Linked DNA regions of Homo sapiens: regions 1, 3 and 4 are each linked to region 2. The links are chromatin loops, found by intact Hi-C in ENCODE. Cell type or tissue: ovary. All regions are shown on one strand.

Region 1 (2,500 bases), 300 kb after region 2:
AGTCCCACACGTTGCTCTATCTCACCCAGCCTCGTCCCTGAGGATCAAATGTTACCTACCTTGATGAGCCACCTTGCCCAGTGTGTGAGTTTCCCGTGGCTGCTGTAGGAGATTGCCACAAACTTGGTGGCTTATTCTTGCACGGTTCAGTGGCCAGAAATATGACATGGGACTCACTGGGCTAAAATCAAGGTGTCAGCAGGGCTGTGTCCCTTTCAGGAGGCTCTAGGGAGAATCCGTTCCCTTGTCCTTTCCAGCAGTGAGAGGCTGCCGGCACTCCTTGGTCTGTGGCGCCTTCCTCCATCTCCACAGCCAGGAATGGAAGTTGAGTCTTTCTCATGTTGCACCGTTCTGACCTTTTCAGTAGCCACACTTACCTCTGACCCACTTCTTTCTCCTCCTTCACCCAGCGTTAAGGATCCCTGTGGCTACATAGGGCCCCCTGGATAATCTAATCTAGATATTCTTCCTATTTTTAGGTCAACTGATGAGCAGCACTCATCTCACCTGCAACCTTAGCTCCCTCTGCCATGTAAAGTATCACAGTCACGGGTTCTAGGAACCAGAGTGTGGGCCTCTGGGGACCCATCATTCTGGTGACCATGGAGTCCTTCCTTGAATCAGTTTTCATGTGACCCAAGGGCCTCCCCTTTCTCACAGGCCACACCTGGCTGCCTGATTGTCCCTGGCAGGGGGGTCCTGGCACCCAGAGGAGGAGGCGCTCCCCATATGCCCAGGGGCCAGGAGGGAGGCTCATTAATCGTGTAGGAACATGAAGAGGAGGCAGGCGGCTGGACAAAGTGATGTTCAGGGTCTTGCTTCGAGGTTCCCACGTGTGTGTCTGACTCCCTGGGGCTGCCCACGTGGTCCTGTGGTCCTGTGGTTTTACTCCAGGAGGCCACCTGCCTGCCACCCCTCAGAGGAAGGGAAAAAGCTGCCGTTTCACGTTGGAGCTGCACGCACAGAGGAAGACCTCCTGCCTGGCATCAGGCCATTCCTCAACTCATCTCCTGCTGGGTGGTCTATCGTCCTCACAGCGTGCTGGGCTCAGGATCTGGGCCTCCTGGCTGGAAGGGAATCTGGGTGGCTTAACAGGTTTTATTTGTCCTGAGGCCAGCTTTCAAATTTTGCCGACCCCACTGATGTTTCTGGCATCCTGTGGAGGAAAGAAAACAAAAGCCATTTCCCCCCCAAAAGCCACCTTTTGGGATTGCAGACAGCTGGCAGGGATGGTGGGGGGCCCTGCCCACCTGAAACTTTGTCTACTGGGCCTGGATCTCTGAGTGGCCTAGGCTGCTTTGGTCCTTCTTGAGCTGAGCTGGGCTAGGCTGGTGAGGGGCGTATTGTCCTGCCATCTAGTGGCGAGTTCTGGGACTGCGAGCTATAATGGCCCAGGCGCTGCCTATAGTGGAGCCATATATACCAGGGCGGTTGGTCCCAGGCCCCTGGTCATGCCACAGAATCACCAAAGGAAGTTTAAAAACTACGTAGGCTCCAGACTCACCCCACACCTAGTGAATCAGAAATCCCGAGGCCTGGAAATAAGCATTTTAACTTTAGCGTGTAGATTCCCTAGGCCCTATCTCAAAACCCTAAATTATTGGCTTTGGAGAAGGACCTAGAAATCGGAACTTTTAACAAGAGTACTCCAGTGACTCTCGTGAGCAGCTTGACTTGAACACCACCCATTCAGCTGCCCACAAGATAAATGAGGCAACTGTGGGATGTAGATTATTTTAAAAGCTGATACAATATTCGATCGTATTACTAGGAGCATAAAGTCCAGGTTAAGGGAGGATAGCAGTTAAAAACATCTGGGTTCGAATCCCTACTTTTGATACTACTAGTTATGTGACCCGGGGCCAGTGTCTTAACTTTTTCCTGCCTCTGTAAAGTGGGGATAAGAGTACCTGTCTGCCAGGATTACAGCAAGGACTCAATTAGATCTCATGTAAAGGGCACAGGGCCTGACCCTTGGGAATTGGGCCCTTCATTACGATTCCACTGCTTGGGCCTATGTGGGAGCACGGTGTCCTTATTCAGGGATGTATTTATGAGAGGATTGTCCAGAGAAGGAAGAGATGGAAGGGGAGACCATGGAAGAAGGACAAGGGGCATGGAAAAGGCTTGAGGGTCTGTAATGGGGTTGGGGGAAGGAGATGTTTTGGGAGGGAGGCATTTATGCTGCTTAAAAAAAATAACAGGCCAGGCGCGGTGGCTCACGCCTGTAATCCCAGCACTTTGGGAGGCCGAGGCGGGCAGATCACCTGAAGTCAGGAGTTCGAGCCCAGTCTGGCCAACATGGCGAAACCCTGTCTCTACTAAAAATACAAAAATTAGCCGGGTGTGGTGGCTCATGCCTGTCATCCCAGCTACTCAGGGGGCTGAGGCATGAGAATCACTTGAACCCAGGAGGCAGAGGTTGCAGTGAGCCAAGATCGTGCCACTGCACTTCAGCCTGGGTGACAGAGCAAGACTCTGTCTCCCCAAAACAAAACAA
Region 2 (2,500 bases):
CCTCACCAGCTCTGGCCCTGGGTCAGGCACTTCATTCACCTTCCTGAGCCTCAGTTTCCTCACTTAGAACCTGGCACCCAATAACTCTGATCTTAGGGAGTTGTTGAGAGGATTGAAATAGAGAACCTATATTCTGTGGCTGCTGCAAAGCAAGGGCGCTCGAAGGGAGTCGCTCAAGCTGCTGCCATCCTGATCCTCTGCTTCCTGTCCGGGGAGCCCAGCGGCACACCCAGTTCCACTGATGAACCCTGAAAAGTTCCACCAATGCTCCGAAGCCCAGAGGGTGGTGGGAGGCAGTCTCTGGAAGGAATGTTCTTAGCAAGGAAAGAGAGAAACAAGGCGGGAGAGCTGGGGCCCCGGGTGGGCAGGACCCAGGAGCCACTAGATCACAGGTGTCTCCTCCATCTGAGAACCTGCTGAAAGGGGAGGGTGTCATGCATGCAGGTGGTCTCTGAGCCCGCAGGCTTCCTCCTAGGCTGGGGCTGGTGGGATTGGTGTCTACCGGGGACCCTGGAGAGCCAGTGCTGTGTTTCTGGGCCTGCCCTCCTAAGGCCCAGTCCTCTGTGTTAGCAGCTCTGTGTGCCAGGGCCAGGGCACCTCAAGGTAATCCCTGTCCCCTTTTCAAGAGTACACCCCCCTCACCCACCCCCTTGGCGGCTGCCAAGGATCTCAGCCAGGAGTGGGAGAAGACAGAAGACAGAGCGTGTGGGCCTGGCCCAGCCTGGCAGGGAGTCAGCTCCCATCTCTGTCTGCAGCCTCAGCAGGGACGGGAAGGGGACCTATTAACTTCGCACCAACCCAGGGTCCCCTTGTCCTGGAGCGTGGGTCAGGGCACCCCTTGGGCTCCTCACCTTGGCCTCAAAGAAGCTCTTGGCCCCCTTGACACCCTCACTGGAGACGTCGATCTCAGAGAGGCGGGCCAGCACGCACAGCCCGCTGTCCTCCTGAAGCTCCCCGGCCGCCGCCTTGCGGAAGATCAGGAGGAACTGCAGCGGGGAGGGAGGCGCGCGGTGTCAGGAAGGGAGGGAAGGAGGGGAGCCGGAGTCCCTGGCCGCACCCAGGCCCCAGCCTCAGGCCTCCCCTGCAGAGAAGGACTGGGGGGCAGTGAGCTGGGTCTCGCCCCTTGCTGCTCCCGTGAGCCCCTTCACTGGGCCTCTGCCCAACTGTACAATGGGAGGAGATATGACTCATCTGCCACCCAGGATGCTGGCCTACTGCAGCCCTGACCCGCCCACACCAGCTCCCGACGACACGGCCTCAGCCTACCTCTTACCTCTGTCTCCCGCTGTTGCCCAGTGAACCTACTCTGCGTTCCATGTATTGAGTCCTACAGGTGTCATGACAGAATGAGGGAGCCTCCATGACAGTAAAAGACACCCCAAGTCTCAGCGCCTGAACGTGTCAGAGGGATGGAACCCTGCTCTCGAACTCTAAGCTGTTACCCTGCACTGCCCACACCTCCCGCCCAGCCACTCGCACTCCCCCACCTGCCCCTGCCACCTCTCTCCTTCCCTGCATCCTTCATGCTTCCTGCCAGACCTCCTGGGCCCCAGTTGGGCCTCGAGTCCCCACACCTAACCCTGTGCTTCCTGGGGTCCATCCCTGTACTTCCTGGGGTCCAGTATCATCGCTGTCTGGCTTGGGCCTCCATTTCCTTCCCTGCGAAACCGGCTTGCCCCTAGCTCCTGTCTCGGAGTGAGATCCTGGGCGTGAAGTCACCCAGTGCCGTGGCCCTCTTCCTCTGCATCACAGCCCTGATTTCCTTCTGTGGTGTCTCCCCCTCTACACTTCCAGGAACCTTCGAGCACAGGGCCTTTCTCTACCCCAGAGCCTGCACAGGGTCAAGTATACAGAAATCGCTCAATATATGCTCCCTATGTGAAGGAAGGGCTGTCCCTCCCTCCTCTTCCTCCCCGAGAGGATCTCAGAACCCTCCCTGGTGCCTGCTGTAACAGGCCCTCTGAAGCCTCACTCAGCCAAGCAGCAGCTGCTCACAGCTGCTGTTCAATGGCAATGTCATTCATTCATTGACAAAGGGTGGGGGTTGGTCTCTCCCGGGCCACCAGGTCCTCAGGTGAAGCCCCTGGTAGGGGAGTGGGGCTGGGGGCCGGGCTTACCTCCCGGAAGCTCAGCTTGCTGTCAAAGTCCTCATCCACCTCCTTGATCATGTTTTTCAGGCCCAGGTGGGTCTGAGGGGCCCCAAGTTTCTCCATCATGAGTTTTAGCTCCATCAGGTCGATGAAGCCGTCCCGCCCGGCATCATACCTGCAGATGCAAAAAGAGAGGACATCTTGGCACTGGCTCAGTCAGAGAGGCCGCAGGCTTGAGTGCAAGGAGACTGGGGGATCAGAGGGCATCTCCTACCAACCATAAAATCCCGTCACTGTTGGAAGGGACCTCAGTCCAGGCAGAGGACCCATATGTGGCTCAGCTCCTGCTTGGTTACCTCTGATGACGGGGAACTCACCACAGGGCCTGGCAGCCTCCTGCATGTCGAATA
Region 3 (2,500 bases), 290 kb after region 2:
CCTAATCTCAGGTACCCAGGGACACAAAACACTGCGGAAGGCCGCAGGGACCTCTGCCTAGGAAAGCCAGGTATTGTCCAAGGTTTCTCCCCATGTGATAGTCTGAAATATGGCCTTGTGGGAAGGGAAAGACCTGACCGTCCCCCAGCCCGACACCCATAAAGGGTCTGTGCTGAGGCGGATTAGTAAAAGAGGAAGGAACGCTTCTTTGCAGTTGAGACAAGAGGAAGGCATCTGTCCCTGGGCGATGGAATGTCTCAGTATAAAACCCGATTGTATGTTCCATCTACTGAGATAGGGAAAAACCGCCTTAGGGCTGGAGGTGGGACAGGCGGGCAGCAATACTGCTCTTCAAGGCATTGAGATGTTTATGTGTATGCATATCTAAAGCACAGCACTTAATTCTTTACCTTGTCTATGATGCAGAGAACTTTGTTCACGTGTTTACCTGCTGACCTTCTCTCCGCTATTATCCTATGACCCTGCCACATCCCCCTCTCTGAGAAACACCCAAGAATGATGAATAAATACTAAGGGAACTCAGAGGCCGGCGGGGATCCTCTGTCTGCTGAACGCCGGTCCCCTGGGCCCCCTTTTCTCTTTCTCTATACTTTGTCTCTGTGTCTCTTTCTTTTCCAAGTCTCTCGTTCCACCTAACGAGAAACACCCACAGGTGTGGAGGGGCAACCCACCCCTTCAGCTTTGTCTGTAAATTGGGAGGAACAATTAGATGCATTGATCTTCCCCAGAGATAATTGGGCTACCTTGGAGCCATTGTCATCAATGTTTAGGGTTTTCTAGTAACCATTCTTCCATGGTTTTTGGATGCAAGCTTTTATTTTTTAAATTTATTCTTTTTTCAACTTTTAGATTCAGCAGGTACATGTGCAGGTTTGTTACAAAGGTATATTGCGTGACGCTGAGGTTTGGGGTTTGATGGAACCCGTCACCCAGGTAGTGAGCGTGGTACCTAACAGATCGGTTTCAACCCCTGCTCCCGTCTCTCTCTCCTCCCTCATAGCCTCCAGTGTCTGTTGTTTCCATCTTTATGTCCATGTGTAGATGCCAGATGTCACATTTACTCTATTCAACATTCAAGAGACCATTTTGAGGCCGGGCGCAGTGGCTCACGCCTGTAATCCCAGCACTTTGGGAGGCCAAGGTGGGTGGGCAGATCACTTGAGGTCAGGAGTTCAAGACCAGTCTGGCCAACATGGTGAAACACTGTGTCTACTAAAAATACAAAAAATTAGCCAGGTGTGGTGGCAGGCGCCTGTAATCCTAGCTACTCGGGAGGCTGAGGCAGGAGAATCACTTAAACCCAGGAAGCAGAGGCTGCAGCGAGCTGAGATTGTACCACTGCACTCCAGCCTGGGGGACAGAGCAAGACTCCATCTCAAAAAAAAAAAAAGTCAATGTCCTTATGGTAATCTATAATGCCCTACTGATGCCCTCTGCCTGCCTCACTTCTCTGACCTCAGCTCCTACCCCCCTCCCACTCACCTCACTCCAGCCAAAAGGTCCTCCTCAATGTTCTTCAGCCCGGACCCCAGTGCCTCTGACCCCAGGGCCTTTGCATTTGCTGTTCCCTCTGCCCAGAATAGGATATCAAACAGTGTCATCTTAGACGAGATCTCTCTCCAGCTCTTGGCTTCACCTCTTCTGTACTGTCTTATTCTTAGGCAGCCTCTCTTTTTCATTGTGGTGCCTCTGGCTCCTCCAGGCTGTCATCCTCCAAGGGGAAAAGAGAGTATTTCTCTTGGCCAATAGTTCAATATAAGTCCTGGAATGGAATCGTATTGGCTCTGATGAGGTCACATGCTCATTGCTGACCCAATCTCCAGGGACAGGCAGGAGAATGGAACACGAAGCTCCCATGCTTCACTGAAACCACAGGGTTCCACGTGGAATACGGGGAGGGAACAGGTGGGCTGAACTTGCAGCTATGATCCAATACTAATGGTGACAATAAAAATGATAACAACAATAATAGTAGTGGCAGCCAGCATTAACACAGTGCTTGCTCTGGTCTCAGCAGCAGGAAGGCGGGAAAACATCTGAGACCTGGGCCAGATGCACCTGTCAAGGTGTCTTAGGAAACTCTTACCTTGGGTGTGCAGTTGGGCTGAGAAAGCAGTGATATCCAATCTTGTCCACATGTTAGCAGCTTCTTTTAAAGAATAACTGTGGGACCCACCTCAAACCAATTGAATAGGAACCTTCTGGGGTGGAAAGGAACTCTAACATTAGGGTTTTTAAACTCTCCAGGTACTTCAAACATGCCTTGGCTCTGTATATTAGTCCGTTCTCACGTGGCTATAAGGACATACCCAATACTGGGTAATTTATAAAGGAAAGAGGTTTAACTGACTCACAGTACAGCATGGCTGGGGAGACCTTAGGAAACTTACAATCATGGTAGAAGGGGAAACAAACACGTCCTTCTTCACAGGGTGGCAGGAAGGAGAATGAGAGCTGAGTGAAGGGAAAAGACCCTTAT
Region 4 (2,500 bases), 310 kb before region 2:
TCCAAGGGCCCCGATCAGGCCTGAGGGGGCGGGAGGGAGGCAGCGAGGCAGCGTGCAGGGGTGTTAGGAGGGCAGGCTTCATTGGTAGGGTCAGAGGGGGCGGCCAAGGGGCAGGGGTGTCGGGAGACCAGGTGGGTGGGGTCCACCCTGCACTGCAAAGAGCTGGAAGGGGGCGGGGCCAAGGCAGGAATGGGGCGAGGTGCTCACCTTGCAGGAGGGAGTCAAGGAGGCTAGAGCCCCACTCGAGGGAGGGGAGGCCGGGGAGCCAGGAGGGGAGGGATGGAAGAGAGAACATGGCAGCCCCGGAAGGAGCCCCAGCCTCCGGCCAGGTCTGCGTAAGGACAGACCAACGTCACTGGGCAAAGGTGTCGGTGGAGGGAAGGAGAGAGGCTGGGAGGGGTCAAAGGCCCAGGGGAGGGGAGGGGAGGAGAGCCAGGGGTGTTAACCCTTCGAGGCCCAGAAGGGCAAGGTCCCAGCTCCAGGCACACGGGGTGCCTGGAGCCAGCTGCTGCCCGGGCTCCCCATTTGGGCAGTGTGGGGTGAAGGGACAGGTGTCTCTGGGCTGGTCTCTGGTCTCTGTCCCTGCTAAAGTCTGGCATCCACTTTACTTGAAATCTTCCTTGAGGGAGGACAGGCGCAGTGGCTTACACTTGTAATCCCAGCACTTTGGGAGGCCAAGGTGGGCAGATCACAAGGTCAGGAGTTCGAGACCAGCCTGACCAATATGGTAAAACTCTGTCTCTACTAAAAATACAAAAAATTAGCCGGGCGTGGTGGCAGGCACCTGTAATCCCAGCTACTCGGGAGGCTGAGGCAGGAGAATGGCTTGAACCCAGGAGGCGGAGGTTGCAGTGAGCTGAGATCACACCATTGCACTCCAGCCTGGGCAACAGAGCAACACTCTGTCTAAAAAAAAAAAAAAAAAAAAAAAATAGCAATCTTCCTTGAGGGCTTGAACCACCCAATGCCCCTTCGAAGTCCCAGGCTCCATCTGTCCTGCCCCGCCTTAGGTGTGGGTCCTGTCCTCTTGCAGCCTGAAGTGTGGGCTCTGACCCTTCAGCCCAGGGTCTGAGAGTAGGGACTCTATCCCCCCATAGCCAGAGATCAGCTGTGCCCTCTCAGCCTGAGGTCTGGGGCTCTCTTCCCCCACAGCCAGGAGGTCAGCTCTGCCTGCTTTTTGTAAGGTCTGGTTCCAGCTTCCCAAAGCCTCCGGCTCTGACTCGGTGTGGAATCTCCTGCAGCCCGAGCCTGCCTGAGCCTTCTCCTCCCACAGGCCGGGGCCGCCCTTCCTGATGCTCCTCCCTGGGTCCACTAGGTGGCAGGCCTCACCTGGGTCCAGCAGGGCGGAGCTGAACAGGTGGACCACGGCTCCCATCCTGCTTTCACAAACAGAAAGGGCAGAGGGAGCAGAAGGTGGGGGTCAGGGATGGGGGAGACTGAGATTCACCACAGAGGAGGGTCGTTGAAGTAAACAAAATATAAAACTTTATTGGTTTGGAGTGTGCAGTAGCAGGTGTTCCTGGGAGCGGCCCTTACAGACTTGGGGTGTGGCTGGGAGGGCAGGTGGGGCTGCTCGGCAGCAGTCCTGCCCCTGCCAGGGAGTTGGCATCCATCTCTGCAGTGTGAAGGTCGGTGCGGCGCTGAGAGCACACCCACGGGGAATGGTGCTCAGTCTAGAGAAAGGCCCAGGGTCTGCTGCTGGCCCTGCCACGTCGCTTCCCTTTCCCGGGCCTCAGTCCCGGGAACAATGGGCACCTGGACTGAACAATGGGCACCCGGAGCTTCTTTCAGGCTTGTCAGGATATGTGCAAATGCCCACAGGGCGGGCAGCTGGGAGGCCCTCCGTGAGAGCCCTTAGATGATGTTGGCTGAGGCCAGGCGCGGTGGCTCACGCCTGTAATCCCAGCATTTTGGGAGGCCGAGGCGGGCGGCAAGGTCAGGCATTCAAGACCAGCCTGGCCAACACAGCGAAAGCCTGTCTCTACTAAAAATACAAAATTAGCTGGGCATGGTGGCGCACACCTATAGTCCCAGCAACTCGGGAGGCTGAGGCAGGAGAATCACTTGAACCTGGGAGGTGGAGGTTGTGGTGAGCCGAGATTGCACCACCGCACTCCAGCCTGGGCAACAAAGCGAGACTCCATCTCAAAAAAAAAGATGATGTTGGCTGAACTGCGGCCCCTGCAGAAGTGCATGTTGAAGTCCTACCCCCTAGTAGCTCAGGATGTGACTGTATATGGAGATAGGCTCTTGACAGAGATAATTAAGTTAAAATTGGGCCAAGTGAGGTGGCTCATGCCTGTAATCCCAGCACTTTGGGAGGCCAAGGCCAGTGGATCACTTGAGGTCAGGAGTTCGAGACCAGTCTGGCCAACATGGCAAAACCCCATCTCTACTAAAGATACAAAAATTGGCCGGGTGTGGTGGCACACACCTGTAATCCCAGCTACTCAGGAGGCTGGGGCAGGAGAATTGCTTGAACCTAGGAGGCCAAGGTTGC

What was found. A loop is a pair of places that touch in the nucleus more often than their neighbours do. Peaks named below come from ENCODE experiments on the same cell type or tissue, not always from the same donor. Only the 100,000 strongest peaks of a DNase experiment are listed, where the experiment ranks them.
Region 1: it touches region 2 in a loop (2.6-fold over the local background); 31 of 110 quality-filtered maps call a loop at or near these places.
Region 3: a loop joins it to region 2, with 3.0 times the contacts of the local background. A loop is called at or near these places in 33 of 110 quality-filtered maps.
Region 4: a loop joins it to region 2, with 4 times the contacts of the local background. A loop is called at or near these places in 3 of 110 quality-filtered maps.

The regions. Positions count from the first base shown.
Region 1 is chr1:15,127,560-15,130,059 of GRCh38, reverse strand. All of the region lies in intron 1 of TMEM51-AS1 (TMEM51 antisense RNA 1), which reads left to right. Among named protein-coding and RNA genes, the nearest start is that of TMEM51-AS1, 24 kb to the left of the region's middle. In ovary, a CTCF peak has its summit at 1,355 (motif pointing left); a DNase peak (open chromatin) is centred at 1,349.
Region 2 is chr1:15,425,636-15,428,135 of GRCh38, reverse strand. It overlaps EFHD2 (EF-hand domain family member D2), which reads right to left. Exons shown (of 4, transcript NM_024329.6): 2 at 2,118-2,265; 3 at 852-986. Among named protein-coding and RNA genes, the nearest start is that of CTRC, 12 kb to the left of the region's middle. RefSeq lists enhancers at 277-1,175, 1,176-2,076. In ovary, CTCF peaks have their summits at 732 and 943 (motif pointing left); a DNase peak (open chromatin) is centred at 975; H3K27ac peaks cover 1,145 bases.
Region 3 is chr1:15,133,537-15,136,036 of GRCh38, reverse strand. The region is part of intron 1 of TMEM51-AS1 (TMEM51 antisense RNA 1); the gene reads left to right. Among named protein-coding and RNA genes, the nearest start is that of TMEM51-AS1, 18 kb to the left of the region's middle. In ovary, no CTCF peak of the experiment used is centred here; no DNase peak of the experiment used is centred here.
Region 4 is chr1:15,740,355-15,742,854 of GRCh38, reverse strand. SLC25A34 (solute carrier family 25 member 34) reads right to left here. Exons shown (of 5, transcript NM_207348.3): 5 at 1,463-2,500. It overlaps TMEM82 (transmembrane protein 82), which reads right to left and starts at 356. Exons shown (of 6, transcript NM_001013641.3): 1 at 208-356; 2 at 1-20. The coding sequence starts at 295. All of the region lies in intron 1 of SLC25A34-AS1 (SLC25A34 and TMEM82 antisense RNA 1), which reads left to right. RefSeq lists enhancers at 1-775, 1,177-1,246. In ovary, a CTCF peak has its summit at 1,291 (motif pointing right); a DNase peak (open chromatin) is centred at 1,294.